3 separate regions of the Mus musculus genome follow, and regions 1 and 3 are each linked to region 2. Evidence: chromatin loops called from intact Hi-C (ENCODE). Cell type or tissue: left cerebral cortex. All regions are shown on one strand. Links, peaks and the distances in the headings refer to the core of each region. The heading gives the core; the rest is flanking DNA.

Region 1 (6,211 bases), core at 1-5,000, 190 kb before region 2:
GACACGATACCGAGCACGCTGCCTGCAAGGAGACGGACTCAGCGGGGCCCGGGAACCCCGGGGTCAGTGAGGGGAGGGAGGGCGCGGAGGGGCGGACTCACCTTGTGCCACCGCGTCCTGGAGGAGCGCGTGGCCCAGCTGCCCCGCCGCGCCGGTCGCGTGCTCGGTCTCCACCAGCACCACCTGGATCTCGGTGTGGGCGTCGCGCAGCACCTTGGACACAGCCACCTGCAGGCCCTGGTACTGGGGCTGCGGAGGGAGGGGGTTGGTCCGGACTCTGTCATCCGACCAAGCGGGACGGTAGAGTCGGGGCTCAGCTGCCAGCAGCCGGCCCCCGGCGTGTGGCTTCCTTACCTGCTTCAGGAAGAGGTCCAGCAGCCGCGCTCGGTACCGCTCCAGGTCAAATGTGGGGTCGTGGGTCAACGACACGATAGCTCCTGGGACAGGAGGACAGGTTAACGTCACGGACCCCAGCAGGAGAGGGAAGCCCACCGGAAGCGCGTTCCAGGGCGGCGGGAGGGGGACGCTCACCGCAGAGGTCACAGCATTGTCCTTGAGGCAGTAGGGGGTCCTGGCAGGCGGCCTGGGGACAGCGGCCGCCCAAGGGCTGCAGCAGAGACGCGCAGATCCACGGCAGCATCTGGGTGGGGGCACGGAGGTGAACGCAGGAAAGCGCAGCGGCAGCCACGCGCCTCAGCGTGGCCGGGGCCGGCCCTCGCGCTGTGCCCGGTCAAGACTCACTCACCTCGGCGTTGCCACAGACGCAGCCCGACGCGTCGGTGCAAGCTTGGGACCCCACTCTCAGCGCGCCCGACCCGTGGAAGCGCAGGCGGCCCTCGCGGGACGCCAGGAAAGCAGTCAGGTCCTCGTCGCGCGAGAACGTCTGCGGGTGGTGGCATCACCAGCGGCCAGGAGAGCGAGGAGAGAGTCTGAGTGCGCGGGCCCACGCGCGCAGCTGCAGGGTGCCGCGGGGACGCGCACAGGGGATGGGACCCCAGCCCTCCCGTGCCTGCTCACCTGGCCCACTGCCGAGACGCTGCGAACGTGCACCGGGTTGGGGCCTGGGCCAAGCGCCACGCGGAAAGATCCATCGCGCGGGAAGAGGACGTCGTCGTAGCTGCAGGGCACGCGCTCGGCGTCCACGGAGAAGAGCCCGGGCGCCTGAGTCCCGGAGCTCCAGAGGTGCGGGTCAAGCCAGGAGAAGCGATCGGGATTGCGGAAGAGCAACGGGGCGCCTGTGTCACCGCGCACCAACCCACTGAGACCTGCTCCGCCTAGTGCTCCCGCGCCCCGCATTCTATAAGCCCCGCCCCTCTAACCACGCCCCGAGAGCGGGGTTCCGAGCCATGCCCATCTTTCTCACCAGGGTTACAAGCTGGGTCCGAGTCGCCTCCTGCAGCGCTGAGTGCAGCTCCCGAGGCCAGGACCAACTCCCCGTCCAGAGGCAGGAGCTGTGGAAAGCGCAGGGTGAGGTGGCGCATGGTCCGGGCACGCACTTCGACCAACTAACACCTCCAGGGCACAAGGGAAAACCCAAGCTGCGACCTTGGTGGGGAGCTAAGTGAAGTCAGGGCCCGGGAACCTTAACGTGGCTGAGGCTAACAGGAAACCCAGCTAGGTCTCACCAGGGAAAGAAAAGAGAAGGCACACCGGGCACATGAGCCAGGGCGAAAGGACCCCCAACTGAGCTGTAGAGGCGACTTGGAGGATCACATCTGACGCTAAGGAGCAGGGCACAGCTGAGAGCCTGGGAATCCATGGAGCACTTGGGGCGGGAGGTGACATTGCCAGCACCCATCACTTGGAGAAAGTATAAGACAAGGTCTCCCGGGTCTTAGAAGCCAGACTTTAAAATATATCCATTTGCCACTGGGGAAGCGGCTTCAGTTTCAGAGAGAGGGACGCAGGAGAAGGAAGGACATCTAAGAGTGATTTTAGCTAGTTTCGAGGCTCCACTACGGGATCATCTCACCGTTCAAATCCAGTTCTGAGCTAGGACTGTGCTGTGCGGAAGGGAAAGACTGATCCGACACTATTTCCTGGTTCCCCAAGCCTCGGGACCTCATCCCTCCATCTTTGTCCCAGAGCTTAGGGAGACGGGGCCACGGGAGCTGCTCCTCACAGGGCCATCAGGTACCAGTCATCACCCACAGCCCAGGCTCTTGTCCCCACTTGGCCTTGCTAGAGCTTCAGACCTGTCCAAAGGCTCACCCTAGACAGAGGAGATGACATAGGCCAGGTACACCCACGCCAAGGGACTCCACCCACGGGTGGGAACAGACATGATGTATTGTAAGCACAGTGGCACCTCAGGATGGGCGCTCTCTCTCTCTCTCTCTCTCTCTCTCTCTCTCACACACACACACACACACACACACACACACACACACACACACCATGTGAATGGAATGTATTCTTATAAAGAACAGGGCTGGGGTAGAACTCGGGGATGGAACACCTACCTACCTAGCATTTGTGAGACCCTGGGTTCTGTCCCTAGCATCACAATAAACGAACAGAACGGAAGAGGAAATAAGACGAGATTGTAGAAAGCTACCCCACTAGGGACCTAGCACTAGTAGATAAACACCAGGCCTGGTCTAGCTGTGGGTGTTCAGTGACAGGTGGCCACATCCAGGCTCCACAGAAGACGGCAGAGGAGTCCAGGGGAAGGGTGGACATCCAAGTACCAAATTACTGTCTGAGGGAGGCTGAGGCAGAGACATGAAACAATGGGGAGAGCTTTCCAGACCTGAGCTTGGGAAAGCAGACTTCAGCGGAAGCGCCAGCAAGCAGAACCTAATCCACACATGCAGGTATGCTTGATATCAAAGACAGAGACTATCCCAGCTTCCAAGATATGAACAGACAATAAATGGCTGGAGCCATGGCCCACTGGTTAAGGTTCAAGACTGCTCTTACAAAGAATGCAGGCTCCCGGTCCACATGGTGGCTCACAACCGGCTGTGATCTGGCGCCCCCTTCTGGCCTCTAGTGGTTCTGCGTGCACAAGTTGCTTGGAGGATGCTAGTCTTTTTTTGGAGAATTGGAACAGAAGGTGGAACTCCCATGTCATCCCGTTAGGAAATTAGCAAAAGGAAGAGCCAGGCGTGGTGGCGCACGCCTTTAATCCCAGCACTTGGGAGGCAGAGGCAGGCGGATTTCTGAGTTCGAGGCCAGCCTGGTCTACGGAGTGAGTTTCAGGACAGCCAGAGCTACACAGAGAAACACAGTCTAGAAAAACCAAAAGAAAAGGAATTAAGGAAGAAAGGAAGAGAGAGAGAGAGTTCATTCTTAGCTCCAACCACAGGGTCTGAACTAGGGTCTCGGGACCATCAGCCTTTATTTATAAAGCACATAGCCTTAGCATGAGGGGAGGCAGGGGCTGTTTAACCTCTTGCTCCTCACCCTCCGGCTAGCTGGGCCACTGGTAGCTTGTTAACATGGCCTCCAGGAAGGGAAGGGCAGGCACGTTTCCCAGAGCCCACCCTGCACTTAGATACTGTGGGGGAGGGGACAGTGGAGCTGGACTGGGAGACCCCACGTACTCTCTGATGTCCTTTCCCAGAGATTGTCTCTACCCAGAGGCTCCATGGCGGCGCACGACCCAGGGCCAGCCATGCCCGCTGAGGCCACAGCCCCGAGCCTTACCATATCCGAGATGGCGTGACTGTCTCGTACCAGGACCGACACCATCTGCAGCAAGAGGTGGCGTTAGGCGCGAGGCTGACCGACCTCCCCACCTCCAGTTCATCCCCTCAACCCCCCACCAAGGTACCTTGTCCGCCGGGAACTGAACCGCATCTCCCGCGCACGGGGTCCGGTTCTGGTTCCAGTTGGAGGCAGTATCGAAGGAGGTATTGGGGACCCAAAGTTTGTAGGCGGCCCGAGTCATTGCTAAAGAAAGGAAGGCTGAGTGTCGCCTTCTGGGAAGGCGACTTTCCAAAGAGGCGCGGCAGAGGTGCACACAGCGCAAGGCGGTCAGGCCCCACCGCGGCGTTCTCAGGCGCACTCTTAGCTGATCTACAGAACCCGCGCAAACATGCCCTTCTCCTCCCTCGGAACGTCGTCTCTATTCACAGCACTCTGACTGCCCGGGGGGGGGGGGGTCGGAGGGGAATCGGCCCTTAGGAAAGAGCTCTGGCGGGAAGCTCACTGGGGCAGAGAGGGGTCCCAGAGCCCGGAGTTGGCGACCCTGTCCCGATTGTGCACAGAGGAGGCGCCAGGGGCTGGGAGGTCCACGGGAATAGGCTGCGGTTTCTCCACTTCCTGGGCTTTGGAAACTTTACCAACCCACGCCAGAGGACCGGGAAATTGAGGCAGGCTGCCAACGCCACCTCCATATCCCAACCTCTCCTGCGATCGCGACCCTTCCTAGAGAAACCTCAGCCTCAATCAAGGTCCAGACCCAGGGGGACACGGGGCCTACCACAGAGCTGCAGCCACAGCAGGACCCGGCCCAGAGCACCCATCTCTCCGCCGAGGCTCTCACAGATGCGGACTTCGCTCCGAGGGCCCCACGTGACCGGGCGGGGCTGAGGGACAGGGGGCGCCCAGATGTTACACATTTACCTTGGGATCGCCCAGCTGTCTCCTGAGGGCCCTTGGAGGAATCTTCTCAGCGGCTTTAGCATCTGCCCTTTAGGACCCAGGACCCTGGGTACCCAATAAGAGGGTGTCGTCCTGACTTTCCCGGTGACACGGTGTGGAGGTGGCCAAGAACCCTGGAACTCAGCCATCTTTGCCCATCTTCTCCAGGCCTGAAGTCTTAGCCTGGGTGTGTGCTCTGCAGGGATTGTGTGGGTTGCAGAACAGACCGGAAGGGATGTCAAAGGCGCGTGAAGGTCCTGGAAGAGAACAAAGAGAGCTAAGGCAGAGAGTGACGTGCCTGGGTAGGCTGGCCATGAAGGCAGGTTAGAGGTGACAGGCAGGGTGCACGATGAATGGAGAATCACCAGTGAGAGAAATGACGGGTGGGCCAGTCACCAAACGGTGGTGGCAGTGGCTTGAGGAGGGCTTCTGTGAGTACATCATTGACAGTGGCACCTGGTGTTGGATGTTAAATTCCTGATAGCAATGGGGATGACAGTGGCTGGAGAGTGACTGGGCTAATGGTAGAGGGTGGCTCACTGATAGCTGTGGATGAGTGGGTAGGGGACAGTGGGTGGTGGCTGGGTGGGAGTGATGGCAGCTGTAGACATGACTAGGTTGTGTGTGTGGGGGGGAAGAGTGGACCGGAAGGGATGTCTGGTGGATGGCAGACTGAGGATGCTGGGAAAGTGGGGTGAAGATGCTGGTGGGGTCCATCTGCAAGGAGTGTTGGCTGAGGTAACAGGAAGGTCGAGGAGAGGTAACAGATTTTATGTGGGATGAGTGGAAACAGACAGTAGATGAGGCGGGTCCCTTGGCAGGGCCGGAAAGAGGATGGAGATCGGGCAAACGGGGTAATGAGAGGCTACCCCAGGCAAGAAGCTTCCCAGCCCAGAGGTCAACATGTCACTCGGGAGTTGTCTCTTGTCATCCAGCCCCGCCCAGTCACATGTCCCTGTGGGGCAAAAATGGATGCCTGAAGAAGATACCAGGGAGGAGTGTGGGTGAACTGTGGGCAGATGAGGTTTGGTTGGTGGGTTGCATGGTGTGACTTCACAGCCAGCTTAGCAGGTTCACCCCAGACACACCTCTGGCTGTGGCTGTGAAGGTCTCTCCAGACACTGATCGGGCCAGACCTGCACTGACTGTGGAAAGTCTTCCTCTCTGCTTCCTGAGCCATACCACAGCGCGATGTGTATGACATACCAGTATGACCAGCCGCCTCATGCCCTCCCTGCCGTCTCCTCCAACTGTAAGCCCAAACACACTTTTCTTTCCTGAGGCCACCTTTGCCAGGTGTTTTGCCACAGTAGGGGTGTTAGAGGAATCACCTTGGGGTCAAGTTTGTGGTAACGGATGGATGGATGCTGTGACGTCTGTCTGGTGATGGTACACTTGTGAATGGTGGACGGATGTGCGGGTGATGGGAGGCAGAGTTGGAGGGATTGTACAGAGGCAGGAATTAAGTGTTGAGGGAAGTTTGCTCTTGGCCTCCAGCTAGGTCAGGCACAAAGGAGACTCTTGGAGGTCACATTCTTCTTGTCTGTTGTTTTATTCCTGAAGAGGAAGCACTGTCACAGACTGGGCTCTGGCTTTCACTGTTGAGCCAGTTTGACCCATG
Region 2 (5,000 bases), core at 1-5,000:
AAGACTGTGACCCAAAGGACTGGGCTTTAAAAAATTAAAATGTGGTCTGGCAAGGTGGCTTTGAGGTAAAAAGAAGCACTCATTGCCAGTCCTCACACACACATGAACCCTGGAACAAGGAGAGGGTCAATGCAGCAAGCTTCCCTCTGACCTCTACACCTGCAACAGTGTGAATATACACACCCAAAATTTAAATAATTAAAACTAAAGTGCAGTTGTTCAAGGTAGTGTGCCTAGAGAGCAGCCAAGTTTCCCAAACCAGCCAATGCCAGCTACCATGAAGACAGAGTTGCTCCGCTCTCATGTCCACCAACCTAGCCTTGCCTTGCCTTGCCTTTCCTTTCCTTTCCTTTCCTTTCCTTTCCTTTCCTTTCCTTTCCTTTTTCATCTATTTGTTTGTGACAGTGTCTCTCTACGTAGCCCTGGATGTCCTAGAACTTGCTATGTATGTAGGCCAGGCTCGTCTTAAACCCAGAGACCCCAACTGTAATTTGTTTTGAACACTGAGTGTCCACTGTCCCCAGCAGAGCTCGGTCGCCTAACTGGGAACATCAGCCACGGGCATCCACTCTTCTTGCTTTTCTTGAAATGTTCTTCGGAGTTAGTTACACAAATACTAATTTTGGTAGGCCTCTCTGCTACACTACCTGGTCCTCACTTCTCTGATTTTCTGAGAGAGGTGGACACCTACCCCCCACCCTACTTTGCACAGGACAGCATTTGGTACAAGCGATGAAATGGGAGATATGCATTAGCTAAAAACTCCCTCATGGTTAAAAGCCCTTCCATGAAAATAAACTTTCCGCCTAAGAAAATCAACTCTGCTCTCATAAGAACAAAAGCTTACAGGAGCTTAAAGGAAATGAAATGGCTCAGGAGAAACACAAGTCCCCTGAGGATCTCTCCAGGGGAGAGTCCGTGTCTGTCTCTGTAAGGGGCTGAGGGGTCCTGTGCAGAACCTCTTGGGGACCAAGGCAGGAGGTCCACAGAGGTCACACAGCTTAAGCAGCAGCACAGTGGCTCTGTCCCCAGGGCATCCTGCCCACGCTTGGGAGAGGAGAGGCCTGTCGCTGACTGACTACTCCCACTGACACCCGCCTGCAGGTCAGAAGCCTCAGACTCAGCACTGGGCAGACTCCGTCTGCGCTGACATCACCACCATGGCGCAGTGCAGGGCTGTTTACTTGACAATTATATCCAAACAGGCCTGGAGAACCACCTGATATTAACTCTGATGGTGACAGATCTGCACCACTGTGATCATAAAACAGAGACTGTATTAATCCATGGCTTTTTAGGGTTGCAGTACTCACTCACTATTTGGTGTAGCTTGAACAGAGTAAAATACAGCATGATCAAAGGAATGTGATAGAGGCCAAAGGCAAGTAACAAAATATGCCTTGGCTTGCGCTTTGTTTCTATGTTAATATTTTTAACCCAATGAAACAAAGTCCTTAGAGTAGCAAGAGTTTCAAATTCAATTGCAAAAGAAAGAACAGATGAAAGCTGCTATGGTAACCAATTCACCCTTCCCTCCCCCAGACACTGCAGATTCAGAAACTGTCATCCTGAGTCGGTTACAGAGTAGGAGGCTCAGACCATAAGGCAGGCTGAGGACAAAGCTTATGGTCTTAATGGAGCTTAGAAAAAGACTATAACGGTTTGCAGTGGCACTAGGTACTGCAAAGGAAACACTACAGTAATTTCTGTCATGGCTTAAAATTGAGACTGCCAAACATTTCTAAAGAATGTAATAACAAGATTGGAGATGCTGCTCAGTAGAGCGTTATGCCTGGTGTGCACAAGGTTCTGGGTTCAATCCCCAGAACAATGGAGTATGATAAAAAAAAAAAGACCATGGCATTTCCTTTTATTATTATGAAAGAAGTTATCCCTAAGACTCACATAGAAGCAAAAGGAACATTTACGTACAACAGTTCTGCCACCTGGTGGACAAAGACATTACTACAGCCAACATCTGAACCCTGACTATCTTGAAGGAACAAGAGAAGGCAAGTCAGAAACAAGATAACTATGCTGTTTGTTACTATTCCCACTGCGTGCGTGCCCATTCCCCAGCCACCAGTGAAGACCACCATGGAGAGACAAGAGATGACTGCTCCATCCCAGCGCACAGCGCAGGAGGCTAAGTTCTCTTCAGGTCTTAAGTGTACTTCTCTGTAACTGGATAATTCTGTCCTCTTTTCCAGAACTCACATTTGCATATCAGTGTAAGAGTGAGCAGACCAGGCACACCTTTACCCTCAGCCCTCAGGAGGCAGGTGAGTCTCTATGCGGCCAGTTTGGACGTCACTGTGAATTCCGGACCAGCCAGAGCTACATGGTGAGACCCTGTCTCAAAATAGTCAGACACACACACATCCCTTCAACTCTTCCAGACCTGTCCCTAAGCAGGGAGCTGAACACTCACAGCAACCTTATTAACTGTGTGTACTTGGCTGTGCACGAAATAATTCAAAGACTCAAGATCTGCCTGGCTTTAATAGGGAGGGTGGGGTAGAGGGCGGCATAGACTAAGACAGTGCGTCATCTCTCTATTCTTGAGCAGAATGGAAAGAAAGCAGCCTTGGCTTCTCCTGAGAAACTGCTAGCTGAACTCCTTTGCTCGACTACAGAACAAGGATGAGACTCTTCGTCAGTCCTTCATAGAGTATTAGGAAAACATTTAAGATACACACGTGTAAACAATTATCAAATCAACTCTGTCACAACATTTCTTTTTTGCAGTGCTAGAAATCACACCTGAAGTTCCTTCCATCCATGACAGGCAAGTGCTCTCCTACTGAACACAATCCCTTTTATGTTTCTTTTCTCAGTCCTGAGAAACAAATCTAGGCCTTTCCTATGTTAAATCAATTTTCTGCCTCTAGGCAACACCTTCAGTGCCTAACGTATATTTGTATTTTTGTTTGTTGGCTTTTCGAGACAGGGTTTCTCTGTGTAGCTTTGGCTGACCAGAAACTGAGCTCTATAGACCAGGCTTTTCAGAGTATTGGGATTAAAGGTGTGTACCACCACTGCCAGGCTCCTGATATATTTATTTCATTCATGCCCCAAACTTCCTTTTAATGACTAGAGACTGCCTTACAAATGACTCATTTCAAGGCCACCTTCAACTAGGTCTTAGGCAGGCAGGATAGTGGCAATCGGAAAGCTGTTTCCATCTCTGAATCCCAGTGCCTTGAGTGGTTTACCTGTCTAACCCTGTATTTGTAGGCCTAGCAGTGAAGCAAGCTGTATACTACAGGAAGCTGACCTGCTTCACCCAAGTCACTTCCTCTCTATGCCTGATCCTTCTGGGCATGGGGGACAAAGTTAAGAATATGTTGAAGGGGGCCAAGGGGACTTACAAATCCTACCACTTTCAATGCTGCAACCTTGTGTGAAGCTACTCTTCATTCAGCACAGACACTGTGGACACTGCTGGAGAAACAGGCTCTTCAACAGCTTGCAGCACAGGCTGCAGCAGGATAGTCTATAGTAAATTATCTATTGTATGTATCAGAATCCATCCTCCAACAGACTTCTTAGATCTACTTTATGGCTAGTGCTACTCCCTGTAGCTATTTGGGCCCTTGTGGAATTCTCCTTACAGTTGAAAAGAGAAGTAACTCAAACAATTAATTACAATCGTCTTAAATTACTTATATAGGCAGCCTGCTCTGCAGAAAGAAAGAAGTCCTTCCCTGTGAGGGTTTCAGCATGCTTTAACCTACTCAAGTGCTATTTATAGGAAGGAGACTAGAAAACAACAATTAACAACAAAACCCACAAAACCCATAAGTATTTGAGGATGGAACTTGGTTTAGAGCTAATGTGACGGTATCCACAGAATGCACACACAGGATGTGTGAGCCCCAAAATCTCCCCAAACAAAAACATCCATATGGTAGGCTGAAGGATTATCAATGACTTTTAATAATGAAAATAAACTTGTCTGTAAGTAATGTACTTCCCCCAAACCCATTTGACAGTAACTTTTTACATATTATGGTCTAATCTCTTAAACACTGAGATGTCCTTTATGTAATCATAAAAAAGTATATTAAATTCTTCAACAGTGCTTTATTCTCTGTCCACAATCCAATCTGGCTAGTTATTGCATTATAGTTGACAAATTTAAAGTACATCCCAGTTAATTTCATCCTTACATATGCATTTTTTTTTAAGTGTAAACAGAGAGTCATTATCACACCTAAGAAAAGCAGCAAAACTCCTGGGTAAGAGCAACGGATGTTACACCCGCTAGGCTGTCTACAGTACGTAATCCAAATCCAGCGGTAACGCAGAGGATCATGAGCAAATCCCTCTATCCTCTTCTGGTAGCAACAGTAAACTAGTCTCACCACTTTAGAAAATTATTTGGCACTGACTTTTAGCTGAGCAGATGAGACACAAAAATAGGTCAAAGAATGTTTCTGTAGTAATGTTTGTTGTAAAAACTTAAAGCAACTCCCCTCTGTTGACAGGAAGGACAAGCAAATTCTATCGAGGCAGCCGAGAAGCAAATGTAGAGGGTGGATTGGGGGGACACACTGACAGGCAAAAGCAGCCCAGCATGGAAGACAGCTTCAGGCACTCCATTTTAGCCCAGCTCTTCATACAGCACGTATTAGGGACCAGGAGTAGGTACATTCCATCACCCACAGGGCAGCTTCCTAGCAGACTAAAGCCACACTTGGAGATGTCAGAGCAAAGCAGTGGGCTCTGCATCCCACACGCTCTGAAGGTGGTGATGCCCTACACAGATGCACCAACTCTGCAGGTGCAAGGTCTTCATAGCAAGGCAAGCTCTCTTGGGTGTACATGGCTATTCTCTGCTTTCTGCTTAATGTAGCTGTGTACCTAAAACTTGCCCTCACAACCGTTTCCCCCTTTAAAATAGAAATGACTTATTTGCTCCTTAACCTATGGATTCTATTTAGCCTTAAAAAAAAATATATATATATACATATACACACACACATATATACATATAC
Region 3 (6,211 bases), core at 1-5,000, 75 kb before region 2:
GCTAGGCCAGTGGCGCCCTCATCTGGGCCACAGGCCACAGTTCTGAGTTCAGAGTCAGGTCAGATCCAGGGTTCCCCAAGGCAACAGTGCTAGAACGACAGTCCCATCTATGAGGACCCTGGAGCTCACTATTAGCCCCTTTCCCCTCGTGGGTGTCTTTAATGGCCCGGAATGCTCAGAGTGCCCCTGCCTTCTTTAACCGTGTTCTCAGACCTCTACTGTTCGACCCCAGCCCTGTCCAGGGCACCTTTCTCACACGCCTTTCACGGCACAAGGAAAACTGCCCAAATCCAGAAAGGCTTCCTTCTCTAGGCTGCACTATTTGGACTCTTTTCAAATAAGCCACCAGGCAGAAGGTACAAAGACCTGTGCGTGGGGCTTCCTATGGCTGCGTGGCTCCTTTTATTCTCTGCCAAAGCACTAGTAAGCCTTCTTCAGAATGAGTGGGTAGAGTCCAGCCGCGTGGAGCTCTCTACGGGTGAGACCAGCTGCTGCTCCCCCACCCCGAGCCCTTCTTCTCCCATTTAGCAGCTCCAGACCCCCTGTTTTGGGGAAACACAGAGGGCAGCATAAAGAAGTTTGCCCCATCAGAGCCAGGGCTTTGGGGGCGGGTTTCTGGCCACCGCAGCGCCAGTTGCTGGGCAGAAGTGATGAGCAGTACGGAGAACCAATCAGAGGGCTCTGCTCTGGGCATTTCAAAAGCAAAGCTGGCTGTTCCCTATGGCAACGCTGAACAACACGCCGACACTGTTTCTGGACAAAGAAATTTCTCTCAGGAATTTATGTGGCCTCTCATGCTCAGTTTGCTGCATTTTAGGATGCATGCAGGTCTCGTGATGACTCACCGAAATGCAACTGTCCAGAAAGCCGCTCCCATCTGTTGTGCTAAGAGGAAAAGTATTCGTCGCATGGTGTCGGGGGCTTCAGGCCTGTGAACAGGTGTCATCAGGCCCCTCCCAGTGCCTCAAATGACAGCTCCAGGAGCAGAAGCCACCTGCCCCTGCAGGGCAGATGTGTGCTGAAGTGAGCTGACATTTCGCTCACTAAAACATTAAATACTAGCAAAGGAGAGACACACAGCAAAATTATAGTTTCAGTAAGACTTCTCAGCAAGTAGCTTTCAAACCTGTTGAATATGTGATACACACCCACATATTCATCAATACTTAATCCCAAACATGTAATGTGCTCTGATTATTCTGGTCTACTTGTTAATGTTTAAATGATTTTAGTTACTTATGTATCCAGTGTGTGTGTGTGTGTGTGTGTGTGTGTGTGTGTACACTGTGCATATGGGAACACACATCATGATTAAGTGTGGCGGTCAGAGGACAAAAGTCAGTTACCTCCCTCTGCCTTGTGGGTCACTGGGATCAAACTCAGATTGCCCGGCTTCACAGCAAGCATCCACACCTACTGAGCCAGCTTGCTGGCCCTATCTAGCTATTAATTTTAATACAGGGTTCCACTATGTAGACCAAGAGAGCCTCAAACTTGAAATTCTCACCTTCCCAAATGCTAGGATTACAGGCAAATTCCACTGCTCCCTAGCAAGCTTGGGTCTCTCTGGAGTTCTCTCTCTCTCTCTCTCTCTCTCTCTCTCTCTCTCTGTCTTCTGTAACCAAGGCTGGCCTCACGCTCACTATGTAGCTTCTATTACTTATTTTTATTATACTTTTAGTTATTTTTATTTGAGGTGGGGCACACTTGTGGAAGTTAAAGAACAATTCACAAGAGTCTATCCTTTTCTTCTACCATGTAAGACCTGGCAATCAAATTCAAGTCAAAAGGATCGGAATCGAGTGCCTTCACCACTAAGCCAGCTCAGCTCCCAATTTTATTTTTATCTATTTTTATTTTTATTTTTTAAATGCTGATCATGATGTCTAAACTTACTGGAGATTCGTGGCCACAAGTCCAATACAACATCTTTTGACTAAAAGATGCTGATGATGGTAGAAGGGTCCCAGCTTTGAGGTGACACTGCGTCCCGTTCCTGCCCAGTCCTGTCCCTCAGTGGACTCCTGCACAGAAGAGTCACACTATCAAAGAAGTGGGCTACAGGTCAGGACAGTTCACACAGGAGACACAGAGAGGCCTAAGGGTGACAGAGCACATTCCCAGGTCTATATCATGCTGAGGAGATGGAGGGCAGTGGGGAATGGGGGACATAGGAGGTTGGAAATGGGCCACATACACAGTTCCTTTCCTTTTTTTTTTTTTTTTTTTTTCTCATCTCTGTAGGCCAATCAGGAAACAAAAGTGTTCTCATTTTAAGGGATTCATCCCAGGATTCTTGTGTGCACATGTGCACACATGCACATACCATCTGTGCTTTCTCAAACACTTGCCTGAAATTGTACAAGGGAAAGAGAGTCCTGACGTGGTCTTTCTCCACCTGGTAGTTTTGACTCAGCCCCTATCTTTAACGTTTCCTGAAGATACATCCCACTCCACAGCTCTTCCAAGAAAAAGGGCTCTTCAGTGAATGTCACGGGAAGCAGGGGCATTATTTGCAAGCCCCACACAGCAAACCCCAGGAGACAAAGGGCAACACGGATTGATCTATCTATGCCTTCGGTCTGATCCCAGAGGCCATCTTTCCCTCGATGCTGGTTAGTCCCCTCCCCGACCCACAGGCTGGTTCCTTTGATTTTCCCGAACCCTTAGCAAACAAAAGCCAATGGCTGCTGGAATAGTCCAGTAGACGGCAGAGCTCCTCCCACACAGCAGCAGCCAAGGAAGCAAGGTGGGTGGAGCTACTCCATCCCGGGGGTGGGGGTGGGGGGGAGTGTCTAGAAATAGTAAGAATCATTCTAATCCTAGGCAATGCGACATCCTATCTTCCTGAAAACACTGGGAAATGGCATGCTCCCTCATCTTTAAAGCTTGAACGCCACATGGATGCAGAGGGAAGAACCCTCGCCCACCTCCTCTTCCAAACGTCTGCCCAGACCTGCTTGCCGAGGGAGCAAGCAGTGAGCGGCTTGGCATCCCTTCAGTCCTGCTAGCACAAAGCCAAGGATGTTCCCGTTCCGTTGAGCTTACCATCTAGTGGGTAGAAACGGAAATAAATCAACCACAGGTTGATCTATAGCAAGGGAAACTGAGGGACCGAGGGAAGGCAAGGGAGAGGAAGCCTGAGCAAGGGTCAGGGGAAAGGCAGATTAGGAGGCAGAATATGGACCGGAAGGAAAAGGGGCAAGGTACCATGTGGACTGCGGCATGAAAAGCAAAGGCCTTGAGGTCAGTGAGCACTCAGGGAGGCCAGTGTGACTACAGCCAGGAGTGGGGGCAACTCCAGGGGAGAGGAGAGGAGAGGAGGAGCCAAGGATGCCAGGCCCTGCAGGTTATGGACCGGCCTTTGATTTCCCTCTGGTATGGGATGCCCTGCCGGTATCCACTGCCAAGATTAAATAACAGCTTGTAGTCCATTAAAATCAACTTACACTCTTTTCCTCCGTTCGATAGATACACACAGCAAACTGGAACAACAATGACACATTATCTAACTATGTCACAAGAAGTCAGCTCTGGAAACTGCGGGGCAGAGGAGCTGCAGACAGACACAGGTATGGCCCAGCATCTAGAGCCTTCAGGAAGGAGGCAAATTCTTCTTGACAGGACTGTGCATCTAGAACTCATCTCTACACTGGAAGCCCTTAGGCCCTTCCTATAAGCCAGGGGAGAGGGGATGAAGCTGTTCTTTGATAGCTGACCTGGTGGGCGTCTGAAACCCACAGTAGATACCTGATGGCAGACCTCGCCTACCTACGTTGTGTGATGTCTTCTGTTCTGTTTTGGTTTGGGTGCTGAGATCAAACCCAAGGTTTTGTGCATGCCAGATATGCATGTTGTGTTTTTAGTTTAGACTCCAAGTGCCATGGAGACCTCTGTGCCAGCTTAAAAAAGGAGTCTACCTCAGAGCTATAGGAGAAAGAACCCATAGCTCGGGATCTGAGAGTCCTGAACACAGGGCCCATGAGCCAAACAATCCCGCCACGGCCCTCGGCTGGGTGGCCTTCACCTTCAGTGGCCACAGTGGTCAGCTTGGCTGCGAGCCCTCCCCCCACCCCCCGCCCCGACCATCCGGCAGGACCCAGGCTGGCTGGCATCTCAGAACCTTTCCCCCAGGTTGCACCTCTGACTCAGTGGCTTCATGCCTTCGGCATGTGGCATGTGTTATAGCACACACGTGGAGGTCATAGGACAGCTTTCGAGAATCGGCTCTTGCTTTGGACCTTGTTGAGGAAGGTTCGTATGATGCTGCCTTTGCCTGGTATACTCCAGGAGAGTATGGCATATGCCAGTGTCCACGTGCTTCTTCCTCCTGCCTCCCATCGTGCCAAGGGGTGCTGGGATGGGATTACAACATTTGGCTTGGTGGGTCTCTGACATCCACAAGTACCTTTCCTGGCTGCCCCTACCAAGCTGAATCTGACCTTGCTCTCCTGATCCTTCAACTTGAGTGCTGGGATTACAGGTCTTTGCAAAGACCAGGTTTCTCTAGCTAAAGCCTCCCAGAACATTTCAGTGAAGTGTTTTCTTTAAAAGGCAGACATAGCCAGTGGTTTTATAAAAATAACACACGCCTTTAATCCTCAGAAGGTAGAGGCAGGCTGATTTCCGAGTTCCAAGCCAGCCTGGTCTACAGATGGAGTTCTAGGACAGCCAGAACTACACAAAGAAACCCTGCCAGGAGAGAGAGAGAGAGAGAGAGAGAGAGAGAGAGAGGATTTTTGTCAACTGGACACAGCTTAGACACACCTGGGCAAAGGCAGTCTCAGTTGAGGAATTGCCTCCATCAGACTGGCCTGTGAGCATGGCTCTGAGGTATTTTCTTGACTCCTGATGACATGGGGAGGGGGGGATACAGCCCCCTAAGGGTTGCTGGACAAGCCAGTAAGTCAGCAGTATTCTTCCACAGTCTCTGCTTCACTCCTGCTTCTAGGTTCCCACCTTGAGCTCCCGTCCTGATGTCCCTCAGCTGTGATGGGAACGTGGAAGCTAAATAAGCCGTCTCCTCTCCCACGTGGTTTCCGTCTGGGCTCTAATGCAGTGACAGAGAAGCAAATTAAGAATGGAACAGAAGAATTCTAGAGCAGGACTGAGAAAGCAGAAGTTAGCTCATGAGTAACTGTGAGATCTTAGGAAGGCACTTGATCTCCGGGGCCCGGGTTTCCCCTCTTGCACAGCGGAAATATGCCGGTGAGCCCCACCCTGCCCCTTGGGAGCTGTGAGGGGAAGCCCTCTCTGGTAAGGACCCTGCAGCCACCATGCCACAGGCCTGCACTGGGGACACTTAGAATCTAAACAGTGCCCTGTTACTTCAGAAGGGACCAGCCTGGCTTCCCTAGGTGGGAAGGATGGTGGTAACTCAAGGCCAGCAGGATCGGTTGATGTAAACAAAAATTACAGCTGCCTTGAAATGTCAGAGGCAGCCCTGGGGTGTGGCATGAGCTTTCTCACCCTTTGCCCTGCTAAGCTGACTGATCTGTGTCATCTGTTCACTCAAGAGCACCTTCTGAAGAACTTCTGCCCCACAGGCCTCAGCTCAGCCACAGGAAGGCGTCCCAAATGTCCCAGCCCCTCACCATCCACACGATGTTTTCCAAACTGTCCAAAGGCCATCAGTTAAGTGGGTGTGACCAGCATCTTTAGAAGGAGGAGGAGAAAGAGAAGAAATAGGGGGAGGAGGAGGAGGAGGGGGGGAGGAGGAGGAGGAGGAGGAAGAGGGGGAGGAGGAGGGGGAGGAGAAGGAGGAGGGGGAGGAGGAGGAGGAGGAGGGGGAGGAGGAGGAGGAAGAGAAGGAGGAGGAGGAAGAGGAGGAGGAGGAGAAGGAGGGGGAGGAGGAGGAGAAGGAGGAGGAGGAGAAGGAAGAAGAGGAAGAGGAGGAGGAGGAAGAGAAGGAGGAGGAGGAGGAGGAGGAGGGGGAGGAGGGGGAGGAGGAGGAGGAGGGGGGGGGGAGGAGGAGGGGGAGGAGGAGGAGGGGGAGGAGGAGGAGGAGGGTGAACTCCAGGAAGAACCTCCAGCTTTGCTTCAGCATGATATACATGGGTATGTTTAAGCATCCAGAGATGCAGCTCTCACTGTGGGTCCTAATGAAGAAGCCTGCAGGCCACCAGACTGTACATAAAACCCAACTGTCATGGGAATGAGGTCTATGAAATCATATAGTTTAAAAGCTCACACCTGGGCCAGTTAGTGGTGG

Evidence for each region. Peaks named below come from ENCODE experiments on the same cell type or tissue, not always from the same donor. Only the 100,000 strongest peaks of a DNase experiment are listed, where the experiment ranks them.
Region 1: it touches region 2 in a loop (2.4-fold over the local background); 4 of 42 quality-filtered maps call a loop at or near these places.
Region 3: a loop joins it to region 2, with 3 times the contacts of the local background. A loop is called at or near these places in 8 of 42 quality-filtered maps.

The regions. Positions count from the first base shown.
Region 1 is chr12:111,269,383-111,275,593 of GRCm38, reverse strand. It overlaps Amn (amnionless), which reads right to left and starts at 4,498. Exons shown (of 12, transcript NM_033603.3): 1 at 4,430-4,498; 2 at 3,779-3,897; 3 at 3,652-3,696; 4 at 1,364-1,451; 5 at 1,018-1,235; 6 at 746-883; 7 at 532-640; 8 at 355-437; 9 at 102-249; 10 at 1-22. The coding sequence starts at 4,472. It overlaps Gm51960 (a long non-coding RNA gene), which reads left to right and starts at 1,858. Exons shown (of 3, transcript XR_003950150.1): 1 at 1,858-2,816; 2 at 3,569-3,774; 3 at 4,379-6,211. In left cerebral cortex, for the core only: a CTCF peak has its summit at 2,981 (motif pointing left); DNase peaks (open chromatin) are centred at 893, 1,341, 2,657 and 2,991; H3K4me3 peaks cover 1,334 bases.
Region 2 is chr12:111,085,427-111,090,426 of GRCm38, reverse strand. All of the region lies in intron 3 of Rcor1 (REST corepressor 1), which reads right to left. Among named protein-coding and RNA genes, the nearest start is that of Rcor1, 49 kb to the right of the region's middle. In left cerebral cortex, for the core only: a CTCF peak has its summit at 1,943 (motif pointing left); DNase peaks (open chromatin) are centred at 1,196, 1,553, 1,952 and 2,463; H3K27ac peaks cover 1,200 bases.
Region 3 is chr12:111,159,120-111,165,330 of GRCm38, reverse strand. 4930595D18Rik (RIKEN cDNA 4930595D18 gene) reads left to right here. Exons shown (of 4, transcript NR_130987.1): 3 at 3,472-3,572; 4 at 4,952-5,481. Among named protein-coding and RNA genes, the nearest start is that of Traf3, 4.1 kb to the left of the region's middle. In left cerebral cortex, for the core only: CTCF peaks have their summits at 17 (motif pointing left) and 2,921; DNase peaks (open chromatin) are centred at 2,726, 2,906, 3,629, 4,406 and 4 more places; H3K4me3 peaks cover 1,646 bases; H3K27ac peaks cover 3,462 bases.